Linked DNA regions of Homo sapiens: region 2 is linked to region 1. Evidence: chromatin contacts called from ENCODE Hi-C or POLR2A ChIA-PET data. All regions are on one chromosome and are shown on one strand. Each heading gives the region's core, a stretch centred on a gene start or an enhancer-like site at or near the end of the contact. The rest is flanking DNA. Distances are from core to core; before and after follow the strand shown. Region 1 overlaps RETREG1 (reticulophagy regulator 1). Region 2 overlaps MYO10 (myosin X).

The links. Hi-C counts contacts between places; a loop is a spot of excess contacts on that map. ChIA-PET counts read pairs that join two places held with the same protein, here RNA polymerase II (POLR2A). Pooled maps may share reads with other maps.
Region 2: a loop to region 1 is called in a map of chondrocyte, with 2.6 times the contacts of the local background. The contact joins two enhancer-like sites. A Hi-C loop is called at or near these places in 2 of 168 maps with a recorded cell type or tissue (chondrocyte and kidney) and 2 of 50 pooled maps. POLR2A ChIA-PET finds 5 or more read pairs at or near these places in 2 of 52 experiments (A673 and H1).

Annotation. Positions count from the first base shown.
Region 1 is chr5:16,484,768-16,492,429 of GRCh38, reverse strand. The region is part of intron 3 of RETREG1 (reticulophagy regulator 1); the gene reads left to right. Among named protein-coding and RNA genes, the nearest start is that of ZNF622, 23 kb to the right of the region's middle. Within about 2 kb of position 4,854, at least 3 of the 41 ENCODE cell types and tissues checked have a DNase peak (open chromatin) inside an H3K27ac peak, as active enhancers do.
Region 2 is chr5:16,754,536-16,762,197 of GRCh38, reverse strand. MYO10 (myosin X) reads left to right here. Exons shown (of 41, transcript NM_012334.3): 16 at 85-153; 17 at 652-734; 18 at 3,972-4,080; 19 at 7,290-7,370. Among named protein-coding and RNA genes, the nearest start is that of RETREG1, 140 kb to the right of the region's middle. RefSeq lists enhancers at 6,358-6,998, 6,999-7,639. Within about 2 kb of position 2,642, at least 2 of the 41 ENCODE cell types and tissues checked have a DNase peak (open chromatin) inside an H3K27ac peak, as active enhancers do.

The DNA.
Region 1 (7,662 bases), core at 3,605-6,104:
GAAAAATATTGTTTGGCTTCAACTTCCATTTCTTATAAATTGAAAATAAAATAATGAGTAGTGTGAAATAATGTATACTTTCTGGAGGTATTATAACAGAAATCAAAACATCTTTGGAAATGATTATTGCACTATAAATTCATAAGGATGTGAAAAAGTTAAAACCTAACAAGAATGGTGTGTGTGTGTGTGTGTGTGTGAGAGAGAGAGAGAGAGAGAGAGAGAGAGAGGACAACACTGTCTGAAAATGTTCTCCAGCGGGGTGCAGTTGCCCTACAAAAACTTGAAAAGCAAAACCAAAAAGGGAGTCATTTTTCTCTGATATTTCATGTGAAGGTTGGATATTCGTCAGGGCCCAGTTCTGTTCTCTACTGGTATCACAAATGCTGGTGGGCCATGTGGGAACAGTGCCCGCAGGAGATACTCATGGATCCAGGGATCCCCAAGTCACACATTAAGGCTCAAGTTTTGCCCGCAGAAATCTCATATGAAATACCGATTTTCAGTTCCAGAAAGTCTTGGAATATATGAAGCATCTTTCTTTCTTTCTTCCTTTCTTTCCTTTCTTTCGTAGAGACAGGGTCTTGCCATGTTGTCTAGGCTGGTCATGAACTCTGGGGATCAAGGGATACTCCCGCCTTTGTCTCCCAAAGTGCTGGGATTACAGGTGTGAGCCACTGTGCCTGGCCCGTATTTCCTAATTAGCTAATTTTGAAGGCATTTTAACTGCCCATTTGCAAGAAAGAACAAAACAAAACTCTTCCCTATAGATGACAGTTGTTTTCTAGATTTTTAATAGGACTTTTTGTCTATTATTTTGTATATTTTTATACATATGAGGGAATGCATGCTAATTATTACCAACACGTAATGTATAGAAACATTCGGATAAGTGAATTAAAAACATGGTGCCACCAAATAACCACTGTTAATTATTTTTGATATTTTCTTCTTTGGATGTTTACTGTTTATATTCATTCAGTATTTTTATGTGCCTCATAGATGTCAAGCTCTGTTAGCTACTGAAGACAGAGCACTGTCCAAGAATTCCTTCATGGGATTTAAAGTCTCATAGGGAGTCAGTGTTACAAATGTCATAAATTAATTGCAATTCATAGTTGCCCTGAAAGAACGTTACCAGATGCGACGGTCGTGGTCGGTAACCAGGAGATCTGCTGTGTTTCAAGCCCTTTTCAGCCTCAGTTTTCTCTTGGGTAAAATGGAGATAACCCTGCCTTGCAGGGTATCGTAATGGGATGGGGTCCTAGGGGGATCATGTGGAGGACATTGGGACAGTGCGGGCAGAGTGCTTAACATAGTGCCTGGCACACAGGGAGAGCTTAGCAGATAGTTGCCATGGTCATGGTTATTATGGGCACGTGTTGTAATTGAAGTTTGTGAAGTTGGGTTCATGATTATGGAATCACTTTGTGGGTACTAATTTAGGAACAGCTGGAGGGGTTCAGAGAGAAAATAAGAATCTAGATGCCTTAGGACCAAGGAGTTTCACCTGGGAACCAAAGCCGCTTTTTAACTATTTTGATTTCTATTTGTGTAGCTTGGCATTTAGGGATCCATAATCCTGCCTGTGGCACTGCCCTAATGTGCTTCCCTACTCATCTTTGCAATGGTCCCCATGTTCCAATCCGGAGAGTGTTTTTTCTGTATCTCGCCCCACATTAGGAGCATTCCCAGTTCTATGCATTACTTCCCTATTCCATTGTGGATTCATTCTGTGACCTTGAACAAGATAGCTAATGTATCTGGGCCTCAACTTTCTCAATCTGTTGAACAGGAATAATAAACAGTAGTTCACTCACAGGTTGGTTGTAAGGATTGAAGTAAGTAGTAAGTTTATAAGATAGTAAGTTTATAAGATGCTGTTCACTACCTGACCCCTGGTGAGTGTTAGCTATTCTTTTTTATGGTGCCTGTAACCCCCTTTATTTGAATTGTTAACAAACTGCCTTTGCTTGATTTATTATATAACCTAATTGCATCTTTCCTTTCTACTACAAATTGCCACCTAAATAAAACTGTCATAGTAATCTGTGTAATCTTATAACTCTTTTTTAATAGTTACGTTTATTCATAATTTAAGATATTTTAAACAATTTTCCATTGCTCCCACTGAAACATGGGACACTTTATTTTGTTTTACAAATGCCAGAAACCAGCTTAAGGCACAAGGGAACTGGCTCCAATTATGGGGGATGTCCATGGGTGGATTTGCTTTGCACCTTGCCTTTTGGGCCCAACAGGACCCAAGAACTCAAACCTGACTATCAGGATTCATTCATATTCTCTCCCTGCCTCCCATATACTTTCTCCCTCCCTCTCTTTTTCCATCTACTCCAGGTTTCCTATCTCTGGTTGGTAATTATCTCCTCAAATCTAAAGCTCAAGAAATATGTGAAAATATTTTAGCTTTGATATATTAAAAATATAATTTTTTGCTTTCAAAAATAACTGAGTTGTAAAAACACTTTTAAGTTCATTAGTATATGCTAAAACATTGTCCTGTAAAATGTACAATAGTGAAAAGATCTTACATTTAACAAGCTCTCCTCATATATCCAATCCCCAACATAGTTTTCAAATTCATGTATCTCCAATAGCCCTAGATACAATTAAATGCCATTTTTTAAAGGTGAGTTTCATGTATCACCAGTGTGTGTAGGCTTTGCATCATTCTTGGGTCACATGTACACTTTAACTTATTGGTTACAGGCTGTGCCTTAGTCAACCCTCAGTCCCAGAGCCAGGAATGGTGACAGTTAATGTACATTCACTGCATATTTATTAAAACGAACAGAAGTTAAATGATAATGAGATAGTATTTCTTCTATGCCAAGATTCATTTTGTTGCAGCATTATTTTTTCTAGTGCTCAAAGATACTATTGGTGAAAGGGATGAAACAGGCTGCTAGCACATGTTCTGTCTTACAGAATTACAATCTATTTTTAAAGAGCACAAGAGTGTCCTATTTCTTAGTCTTACAGAACCCCCTAATGGAGAATACTGTGTGCTGCATTCTGAAACTGCCAGCCAAGTGCATTAGAAATTCCATTATGCAGGCATTAAACTACACAAAGACAAATCTTATAATATTTAAACATTGTTTTGATAACTATATTTTTTAAGGGAACAAAGGTACATGATAATTTAAAAGATACACATAAAAGTAAAATAAGTGAACTGCTTCACATCCCAGTTTGACTGAGTTATTTTGTTCATAACAAAACTCACCACTTTGTATCCTACAGTTGGCGGTTGAATCACTTAAAATCAGTTTGATCCTTTTAAGGTCTGCTTTTTTTTTTTTTTTTTTTTTTTTTTTTTTTTTGAGACAGAATCTCGCTCTGTTGCCCAGGCTGGAGTGCAGTGGCGCTATCTCGGCTCATTGCAGCCCCTGCCTCCTGGGTTCAAGTGATTCTCCTGCCTCAGCCTCCTGAGTAGCTGGGACTACAGGCGCATGCCACCAGGCCTGGCTAATTTTTGTACTTTTAGTAGCGATGGGGTTTCACCGTGTTGGGCAAGATGGTCTCGATCTCCTGATCTCATGATCTGCCCACCTCGGCCTCCCAAAGTGCTGGGATTATAGGCGTGAGCCACCACGCCCGGCCTAAGGTCTGCTTTTAAGACTTGTTAGGACCAGAGCCGCATTTAGTTTAGGACTGATTATTCTCTGCTACTGAGGCAAGACCCTTCTGAGTATTCTACCCATGTCTGTGAATTTTGAAGTTTTTCGGTCTAGTTGGTGGGACTAGGTGTCATTCTTGGCCAAAGACACTGTTCCTTCTAGTCCTTTCTGATGGCTCTTTCCTGGCCTCCGGGCTCCTCACACGCCTGTGCCAGCAAAGCCTCAGCTGAAGACTCCAGGAATCCCCCACATCAGACCTCTCCCTTTATCTCCCTCTGTACTGTGCTCTACTCTCTGGCACTGGGTCCTGCAAACTCTGGCCCCTTGGATCTCCTTTTTGGACCCTCAGCAATGTCTCCTCAACTCAGGGAGTTGCCAGGTGGTACCTGGGTTGCTGCCCCTGCTCCCAGGCCAGGAAACACTCAAGGCAGCGAGCTGGGTGATCACATAACTCCCTTATTGGTTTCTCATCCCTTAGGAGTCACTGTCCTTCCTTGCCTAATGCCCAGAGTTTTGAAAATCGTTGTTGCATAGATTTTCTTTGTTTCAGGTGGGTTGGGTATATCAGCTCCCTCTCACACCGTCTTGCCCAGAAGCAGAAGTCTCCCTCCTCTTTATTTGTAGGACAGGAATTCAGTGTTACTTTATCAAGGGTATTTCTCACAGTGACTCTTAAGGTAAGACACACCTGCCTCAGCATCATCTAGGACACCTGTTAAAATGCAGATTTCTGAGCCTCACCCAGGCCTGCTCCATCTCCATCTCTTCAGTAAGGCCCACACAGCTGCTGCTTAAACAGTGCCCTGGGTGTCTCACAACTACAGCTGCAGGAACTGCATGAAGGGCTTATTTGGCCAGACCTCCCAATGTATATGGTAAATTGTATTCTAATAGGGACAGGGAGGAAGAAAGAAGGGATGTTGGTTTGAAATTCTACTGAGAAGCCAAAGCTCCTTTCTGTGGACAAAGTGAGTTTGCTTATCTAAGGAGCCATCTTTCCATGTTTTATTCCCTTAGAGTTTCACTGGCAGGTAAAACCAGAAATTCTTCAGCTGCTGAAAAAGGACTTTGCCCTGGCTTAGGCTTCTTTGATAAAGAATTGCTTGATTGGAGAATGGCCTTCATCAAAACACCTGACTAGTTTTTCCGTAAGAAGGAAAACTTAACCAGATGGCATCTGCTGGGGCTTTTTTGGGAGTCATTTACAGTTACAGATCCTTGAGCAAAGCCCATTTGATAGATGGCATGGCCATGTAGAGGCTGGGGCTTGTAGTGACTTCTCCCTGGGAACTACTTGAACTGGACTGGCTACGAGGATGGAAAGTTGGGGATGATGGTCATCGGGGGTGACTCTTAAATGGTCTTTATCTTGTGGCTGGAGTGTGTGGTGAGTTCACTCCTTAGTGAAGGCAAGAGTGTGAGAGAAAGCTGGAAGGCTGGCGAGAGGGAGGGGAGATGGATAGAAAGATGAACCAAAGAACCTATTTCCTTTTGAACTTGGAAAGTGCATGGTCTCTCTGAAACTAAGGAGGAAATATTAATAAAGCTACTGGTAATGAATTTTCTCCCTTAGTTGAGCGTCAGTCACAGAAGACTTGTATTGTTTGTTTAGGAACTTAGTACAAACTCAAAATGTTTTGAAGCCTTAGGTATTTTCATTTCCTTTTATGTTAGTTGGGCCTTATGTTGCATGGTGATCAGTGCCAAGGATGGTGGGAAGACAGCTACACACCATGGAAAAGATCTGTTCCCCAAGCCTTGCCCAGCATTCACAGGAGATCTTTTTTCTAGTTATGTGTTTTCCAAATAAGGCTCTCTGGGAAAACCTAGAGTTTCATTACGTAGCAACTCAGCGTGTGTATGTGTGTGTGTGCAGATGACACCTGTGTTAAACATCAACCAACCACTAAGCGTAGATCTTGGTTTCTGCTGAGTATTTGGATTCTGCACATGAAGTGCTCTGTTTTCCTGGAAAGGGTTGGTCCTGCATGATGGCACGTTGGTATTGGTCAATCACACCTCATCTCTTCTGGTTCTAGGAAGGAGTGAGGAACATGAAATGCTCCTTCTCATTCTGAATTGCCATGTGGTCTCTTCAAAGAATATCATTGAATGTATTCACCCTTTGAAGAGGGCACACATTTTAAAGGATCAGAACTGTATTGGAAACCCAGAGTCCTGGCCTTGGGTCTTGGCTCTGCCTCATACTAGCTGCAAAAAGTTGGATTTCACGTTCCTCACCTATAAAATAAGGGAATTTGAAAAGTTGACATCAAATGTCCCGTCTCATGACAAATTATCTAATTCTGTATAACCTAAATTGAACTGTGGTGACATAAATTAATGGTAAACTCACTGGAAGACTATAGAAATGTGAGTTCCTATGGTACTCAGAATTAATCACTGGGCAATTTAAAACTATTGTTAAACTCCCAGGGAGCACCTGTTTTTGGTCCAGAAGAAAAGATGTGGAGTGACATCTTTTTTTCACCCTGGAACTTACATTTTCTTTTTAAATCATATATATTTCGATTAAATTTTATTCAGCCCAATCTGAACATTTATTTTTAATCTCAAACACTTATTACTCTTTACAAACCCATTTGGTTAGATATTATTTTCAGGTTGTACACAATGAATTTCTCATTTCTGTTTGTGATTATAACAATTCAAATATCAATTATAATTTATTGTGTTAATAAAAATGTAAGTAATGATGAAATTTATTGTCCCAAAAAACTATTATATGAAGCTTTTTAAAAGGGAAAAATGTAATATAATTAAGAGTGTTTTCTTATGACTATGGAAGATAGTCAAAGATTGCATATTTTTTTCTTTCTTTCCAGCAAATAGTGTTTATCTATAGACACAGAGGAATAGTGCTACCAGCATTCAAGTTTTTGATAACAGTATTTTCCACATTTAGTGTGATGCAAGACACAAAGGGGGAACTTAATAACTTTTTATTGAATAAATGAATAAATTAGTGGATAGATGGTGTCCACTTGAAGTCCCCTGTGGAAAATAGATAAGACCCTTCCTTAAATGCTAAAGAGAGTTTTTAGTTATTTCATAGTAATCTCTATAAAACACTTTAAGTTATATGAAGTCTTTGTTCTAACATTATCTCTATAGTGACAATTTAGTATTATACTAGGCTCTTTTACAATTTGGGGACATTTACTTAAGCAGTAATAAAAAATATGTAAACAAATATGGATATGGTGTCATTTCCAAGACATGAATCCTAAAGATGATATTAGAACAAAGTTCCAGCATCTGTACAAAGTACTATTCATTCAAAAAAATATTTTTTTGTCCTCGCGCAGTGGTTCATGCCTGTAATCCCAGCACTTTGGAAGGCCAAGGTGGGAGGATTGTTTGAGGCCAGGAGTTATGAACTGTTCATTTATTCCATCTTAATGTTTAAAAGAAAATAACAAATCCTTCCATTATAGCTTTTCATTGATTTTTGTTAGAATTATATTGGGCAAACAGTTCAAATGCATCCTTAAATAATTATTCAATATGCATAGAGAGCAGAAATTAAAATGTTTTCTGTCATCTTCATGGTCCCATTAAACTGAACAGTAGCTTAGCCTGTCTGTGCCAATTTGCAGCAAATCTATATTATTCTGAGAAAACAGACTGCATTTTAATAACCTTATATTTCCTTTGCCATATAGCTTTTGCTCTCTGGTGCAAAATCTTTTCCCACTAAGCAGATATCTGTGGCAAGATTTTGCCACAGATATCTGCTTCTTAGCTATGCACTTAGTATTTTAATAGATGTGGAATCATGGGGTATGCAAACCTGGTGCCAGATATGGTCCTGCTGAAAACAGATTTGCTCAGTGATTCAAGAGTGGGTAGAGTTAATGGATGCATAAACCATCCCCAAAAGTTCATTTCTTCTGACAGACAGGAAATCTACCTGCAGGAATAACATCAGCCTGGACAACTGGTAGCTCAGTGACTCTCCAGAGCATTAGTTGAGGCTGAAAGAACAAAGAGGAAG
Region 2 (7,662 bases), core at 1,393-3,892, 270 kb before region 1:
TTTAGTGTTCTCTGGAAGTCAAAGGAAATCAGTGAGTGAAATAAGGCATTGTATTTTTTTTTTTTTTTTTTTTTTTTTTTTTAGAATAACCACTTTTATGTGAAGCCCAGAGTTGCAGTTAACAATTTTGGAGTGAAGCACTATGCTGGAGAGGTAACTTTTTATTAAGATACCTATTGATATTTGCCTGTTTGGTATTCAGAGAAAACAGTGGTTTCAGAAGCCAATCATGAATTTATTGGGCTGGGCATGGTGGCTCACATGAGCCTACAGTCCCAGTACTTTGGGAGGCTGAGGCAGGAGGATCACTTGAGGACAGGAGTTTGAGACCAGCCTGGGCAACATAGATATAAAAAACATCTTACAAGATATTTTTTAAAAAGTTAGCCTGGCATGGTGACACATCTGTTGTCCTAGCTGTTCTGGAGGCCGAGGTGGGAGGATTGCTTGGGCATAGGAATTTGAGGCTGCATGAGCTATGATCACGTCACTGCACTTCAGCCTGGGAAATAGAGCAAGACCCTGTCTCTTAAAAAATAAATAAATAAATTTCTTGGAATGATTTCTTTTTGTGGCTCTTTCAGGGAAGTTGCTTATGACCTGAAACTATTCTTTCAATCAGTTTTCTCCTCTCTTATTTATTAAAACTAGGTGCAATATGATGTCCGAGGTATCTTGGAGAAGAACAGAGATACATTTCGAGATGACCTTCTCAATTTGCTAAGAGAAAGCCGGTATGTCAGTCTTCTCACCGAGAAGTACTTAGCAAGCAAATGAATATTTGTGCAAATGCTTTTAATTCACAAATATAGAACAAATTGCTGTTATGTAAGAAACTTAGTATTGTTTTTCCCAGGTAATACTTCATCAATGAAGTAACTCAAAAGTATAACAATAATACAAGCAAGGTCGGGCATGGTGGCTCACGCCTGTAATCCCAGCACTTTGGGATGCCAAGGTGGGCAAATCACGTGAGGTCAGGAGTTTGAGACCAGCCTGGCCAACATAGTGAAACCCCATCTCTACTGAAAATACAAAAATTAGCCAAGCATGGTGGCAGGCACCTGTAATCCCAGCTACTTGGGAGGCTGAAACAGGAGAATCGCTTTAACCTGGGAGGTGGAGGTTGCAGTGACCCAAGATTGCGCCATTGCAGTCCAGCCTGGGTGACAAGAGTGAAACTCTGTCTCAAAATAAATAAATAAATAAATAAATTAATAATAATAATAATAATATAAGCAATGACTGCCATTTAGTGAGGTACTGAAATAAACCAACCACAGAGGTATAAGTAACATACTGTTATTAATCCTCTTATGCAGATGAGGAAACCGAGCCTTGAAGCAGTTAAAGCTGTTAAGTGACTTCCCCAAGACCTCTCAACTGGTAACCAGTGAGCCATCGAGTCCAGTTTTGATCTGGTCTGGTTGGCTTGAGAACCTTAATATCTTAAGCAGTGTGGTCTGCTGTCTTCACAGGGAGCTTAGAGCTGCGTGGTTAAGCTGATTTCAGCCTTGGTTTTATAGGACTCCTGTGTCTCTAGTTAGTAAAATAAATGCCTTAATTCAGCTATAATTATAAATTTATTACATATTCATTTATTCGTTCATGAATTATAAATTTACACCATTAAATCAATAAAGAAAACACACAGAAACTTGCAGTGATAAGTTATTTGTATGTATTAGACCAGGAAGTGTCCTTTTTGGTTTTTTTTTGGTTTGTTTTTTTTTTTTGGAGACAGGGTCTCGTTCTGTCACCCAGACTGGAGTGCAGTGGCGCAATCTCGGCTCACTGCAACCTCCACCTCCCAGGTTCACGCCATTCTCCTGCCTCAGCCTCCCGAGTAGCTGGGACTACAGGTGCCCGCCACCACGCCTGGCTATTTTTTTTTTTTTTTTTGTATCTTTAGTAGAGACAGGGTTTCGCCATGTCAGCCAGGATGGTCTCCATCTCCTGACCTCATGATCCGCCCACCTCGGCCTCCCAAAGTGCTGGGATTACAGGCATGAGCCACCATGCCCGGCGGAAGTGTACTATTTTTAGGAGGCTTTGTAAGAGAGAAAGAGTTTAGGGAAAAAACCCTTTCCTGAAAGCTTTCAGCACCTGTGTTGGATCTGGTGGGAATCTGTAACAAAAACACATGTTTATATCTAAGGAAGGAAAGTAGCAAAAAAGTTTAAAAGCTGTAATACTTTTAGAAATGTAAATACTAGATGGCCACCTGTCACTTAGATAGGAATGAATTGGGACAAAGGGAGCCCATATAAGGTAGTATCAGCCTAGAAACTCAGAATTTGAAACATTTGATCTTCAAACTTATTTTAACTCTTCTATGTGAGGGTTCACTATATACAACATTGTTAGCTATTTTATTTTTAGGTGAGTTTTCAGACCTGTAAAAATGATGGGTGTTTAAAAAACACCATAGCATGCTGTCAAAGCAATTTCTTAGTTTAATGCGATACGTTTAAATAAAAGCCCTGTATTGATGTTAAGTAGAGGCAGTTTGTCGTAGTGAAAAGATTGCAGGCCTGGAGACCAGCGAGGTGGAGTTTCGCCAGCTGCCTCTGTGCCAGCGTGAAGCAGTTTTGTGAGTGGTGTAAAGAACTTCCTGTCTCAACCCCAGGTTTCCCCTTGCAAACCGAGGAGCTGGGGCTGTTCACTTGCTTCACTCTCTTTCACCTTTGACATCTGTGACATTTTAATGGAACCAAAGCTTCTCTCCAAAGAGCTCAAAGCACAGTTAGAGAACTTAAGAGAGTGAGCATTAAAGAGCACCCGAGAACAAAAATGAAAAAGGTTGGGGCAAAGCAAGAAGCGACCAGGGAAAGCTCTAATATTGCCGCTTGTGGGGAGGCAGATGCTCAGAAGTCTTCCCTGACTGTCCTGGTGACAGTGAAGCCACCAACCCCACCAGCTCCATAGCCCATGATACCTTCCATGCAAGGAAGATTTAAAAATCATTGAAGGCTGGGCGGGCGCGGTGGCTCACGCCTATAATCCTAACACTTTGGGAGGCCGAGGCGGGTGGATCACCTGAAGTCAGGAGTTCAAGACCAGCCTGGCCAACATGGTGAAACCCTGTCTCTACTACAAAATATAAAAATTAGCCAGGCGTGATGGCAGGCGCCTATAATCCCAGCTACTCAGAAGGCTGAAGCAGGAGAATCGCTTGAACCCGGGAGGCAGAGGTTGCAGTGAGCCGAGATCGCACCACTGCACTCCAGCCTGGGTGAAAGAGCGAAACTCTGTCTAAAAAAAAAAAATTATTGGGAAGCTTTTCACTTTTACCTTGTTAATAGTAGCAATGGATTTTACAGAACTTTTTAAATAATAACTAATATCAATATATATGATATGCCAGGTAGCATGCTTTCTGCCTTTTACATGCATGTTCTCCTTTCATTCTCACCTGGCATTAGGGGATAAATTAAAAAATTATCTCCATTTTCCAGATGAAAAAACTGAGGCTTAGAGAGAGATGAAACATCTTGCCCAAGCAACACAGCTGGGAAGTGGGGAGACAGGATTTGAACCATCGCCTGCCTCACCCTGTAATTAGTGTTCCCCAGGAGCACCTTTCCATCCGTTAACTGCTTCAATCTTTGCAACACTGCAAGATGGCAAAACTAATAACTCACTTTTGCAAGTGAGGAGACCGAGGCTACAGAGGCTTAGATGGCATTCCAGAAAGCACAGAGCTCCTAAGTGGGATTCCACCCTTTGTCACTGTCATGCCAGTCCCCTTCTCTGCAAGACTCTGGTCTCTGACACTGCCACGTGTTTTCAGTGCCTAAAGCTCTTTGGCAGTGTTTGGTTTGAAATCTTTGGAAGCTGTCTTAGTTCTTCCAGGCCTAGGGTGTATTACTTTGAATTATCATTGAGAAAGGGCACCATTAATTACAATAATCTTGCACCTAATAATGGGTGTGTGTGCCTCACTGACCTCCTGCTCTTGCCTCACACAGATTTGACTTTATCTACGATCTTTTTGAACATGTTTCAAGCCGCAACAACCAGGATACCTTGAAATGTGGAAGCAAACATCGGCGGCCTACAGTCAGCTCACAGTTCAAGGTTCGTTTTCACTGCTGGCTTAGAGGAATCCGTCGTTACTGTATTTTTAAGAACTGAAAAGAGGATTTGGGTGTATGTGAAGTCTATGAGAATATTTGTTTATTTTTGTTTCCTTTTATATCATGCTTTTAAACCAGATAGTGCTTTAGAAATAAAATAGAGTTTTGGCTCACGCCTGTATTCTCAGCACTTTGGGAGGCCGAGGTGGGCAGATCACCTGAGCTCAGGGGTTCAAAACCAGCCGGGGCAACATGGTGAAATCCTGTCTCTACAAAAAATACAGAAATTATCTGGGTGCGGTGGCGCATGCCTGTAGTCCCAGCTACTCAGGAGGCTGAGGTGGGAGGATTGCCTGAGCCTGGGAGATCAAGATTGCAGAGAGCTGTGATTGCACCACTGCACTCCAGCCTGGGTGACAGCGTAAGACCTAGACTCTGTCTAAAAAAAGAGAGAAAAGAAATAAAATAGACTTTTTCTCTGAGTCAGATGAAAACATGTAGATCCTTTTTAAAAAAATAAATGGCTATTTCTTCTAAGCTTTTGAAATAGCAAACTCCTTAAGGCCATTTGGGACCACTCTGATTTGTATTTAGAGACTCATGTGGAAATGGGATATATTTCTTCTCATATCTGGATGTTTTTTCCCCCTGGTTAGATGAGACTGATGTCAGTTACCTTGTCCTAGGCTCTTAATCTTCCAGCAGAGGTTTTCAGTTTTCTTTTTCTAGAAGGTCGGTTTGCCAGGACTTCTCTGAGAAAGCTTTTTTTTTTTCCGTGTGTGTGTGTGTGTGTGTGTGTGTGCGTGTGTGTGTGTGTTTGTGTGTGTGTGAGACAGGGTCTTGTTCTGTCACCCAGACTGGAGTGCAGTGGTGTAATCACGCCTCACTGCAGCCTCAAACTCCCAGGCGCAAGTGATTCTCCCCCCTCAGCCTCCTGAGTAGCTGGCACTACAGGTGTAAGCCACTACACCCGACTTTTTTTTTTTTTTTTTTTTTTTTAAAGGCAGAGTCTCGCTCTGTCACCCAGGCTGGAATGCAATGGCACGATCTCAGCTCACTGCAACCTCTACCTCCCAGATTCAAGAGATTCTTCTGCCTCAGCCTCCCAAGTAGCTGGGACTAGAGGCATGCGCCATTACGCATGGCTAATTTTTCATACCCGGCTAATTTTTAGATGTTTTACTGAGATGGGGTCTTATTATGTTGCCCAGGCTGATCTCAAAATTCTGGCCTCCAGCGATCCTCCTGCCTCAGCCTCCCAAAGTGCTGGAATTACAGACGTGAGCCACTGCACCCACCCTTGGGTTTTTGAAATGTTTGAGACTTTAAACTGGACTAGCAGTGAAGGAAATGGAAAAGGGTGGGTGAGCTTTCCAGGTGCAGGCGAAGGCAGGAGAAGAGCCCAGACACAGAGATGCAAGTCCTGTCTCTGAGGACTGTCAACAGACAGTAGAACACCAGCCGGACAGGACACCTCGTGAGAATTTAAGATGGTATCAAAATATGAAGGGCCGTGAATGTCAGGATGTTTTGTCTTGTGAGAAATTTTAAAGTTTTCTGAGCTGGAGAAGTAATTAATCCATGTAGTGTTCAGACAGTTCAGTTTTCTTCAACAAGATTATGAGAAGAAAAAAGAGACAGATGGAGGGAAAGCCAGTGGATTAAAAGAGACTGAAAAGATGCATCCACCAATTACAATGAATGGACCATATTTGCATTTTGATGCAAAAGAACAAACCCTTTAAAATTTATGGGCTGGGCATGGTGACACATGCCTGTAATCCCAGCACTTTAGGAGGCCTAGGTGGAAAGATTGCTTGAGTCGAGGAGTTCGAGACCAGCCTGGGCAACATAGCGAGGCCTCATCTCTACAAAAAAAATTAAAAAGTTATTCGGCATGCCCTTGTATTCCCAGCTACTCAGGAGGCTGAGGTAGGAGGATCACTTGAGTCTGGAAGGTTGAAGCTGCCGTGAGCTGTGATCACACCACTGTACTCCAGCCTGGGTGGCAGAATGAGACCCTGTCTCAAATAAATAAATAAATAATAAAATTTTTAAAAATCATAAAATTTGAAGCAGTTGAGCATTTTAATATGAAATGTGAGACCATTGCACATTTTAATATTAGTTTAAGGAATTAATGTCATCTTTTCAGGTGTGATGATGCTGTGGTTACACAGTGCTTTAAAGTGTTTAGCCTTTAATCCTACATACTGAAATGCTGCTGGAGGAAATCACATCATGTCTGGGATTTGCTTTTCCACAGGGGTGGGTATAGTATGTGTGGATCAGGCGAAATGAGATTAGCCCTGAGCTGAAGCTGGTAATGAGAACTCATTGTATGCTTTTGTCTGCTTTGGTAAATGTTAAAAACTCTAAAAAAAAAAAAAAAAAAAAAGTTGGAAAAGAAAGTAGTATTAAAGATTGATCTGGAGTCTGTAAGTCTGGCGATTTGAAGGTAAGAGTGAGAGATTGTGGCTCAGAGACCAGTGAAGTGCTGGCATAGACTGTCATTTCGATGGAACTAATGAATTGGGAAGAATAATGACAGTGGAAGAGTGGCTATTTCTCAGTTTTTCTGTACTAAACGTTGAAATATCCTAGGATGATTTTTGTTTGTTGACAGAATGGTTTATTAAAATTGTACTATTTCAGGCCGGGCGCGGTGGCTCACGCCTGTAATCCCAGCACTTTGGGAGGCTGAGGCCGGTGGATCACGAAGTCAGGAGATCGAGACCATCCTGGCTAACACGGTGAAACCGCATCTCCACTAAAAATACAAAAAATTCTCCGGGCATGGTGGCGGGCGCCTGTAGTCCCAGCTACTCTGGAGGCTGAGGCAGGAGAAGGGCATGAGCCCGGGAGGCGGAGCTTGCAGTGAGCCGAGATCACGCCACTGCACTCCAGCCTGGGTGATAGAGCGAGACTCCGTCTCAAATAAATAAATAAATAAATAAAATAGAATTTTACTATTTCAAAGGAAGTGATAAATGAGTTTGGTGTATTATCGAATAATTTCAATTATTAATACATTGACTCAGTATGTTTATTTTATATTAGAATGACAATTAAAAAATGAAAACCTCTAAGTTATTAGTCCTATGATTTATATTGTGTTTTTTAAATTATTGTTTCTAAGTGCCTAGAGTACTGAGAAATTTAAAGAATGACATAATAAGAGACTAAATCAACATATACTTTTTCTAATAGGACTCACTGCATTCCTTAATGGCAACGCTAAGCTCCTCTAATCCTTTCTTTGTTCGCTGTATCAAGCCAAACATGCAGAAGGTAAGATTGATGACAGTCCTAGGCTGGGATCTGTCTCGAGGGACACAGCCTCCTGGGGTGGTTACTCACAGATTTGGTTTCTCCAAAGTCCTTTCATTGTAGATGGTTGGAAATGGATATGACATTATTATAACTTGACATGAAATGAAAAAGTTCCCTTTGTCCCTTGGGCCTGTTAGTCTGCTTTTGAGTGATGTTATTAAGCTTTAGGGACATCTATTTGAAAAGGAAACATTGTGAAGCCTTTACTTTTTTTTTTTTTTAGCGTTTGGTTTAAAATTCTTGGGAAAAG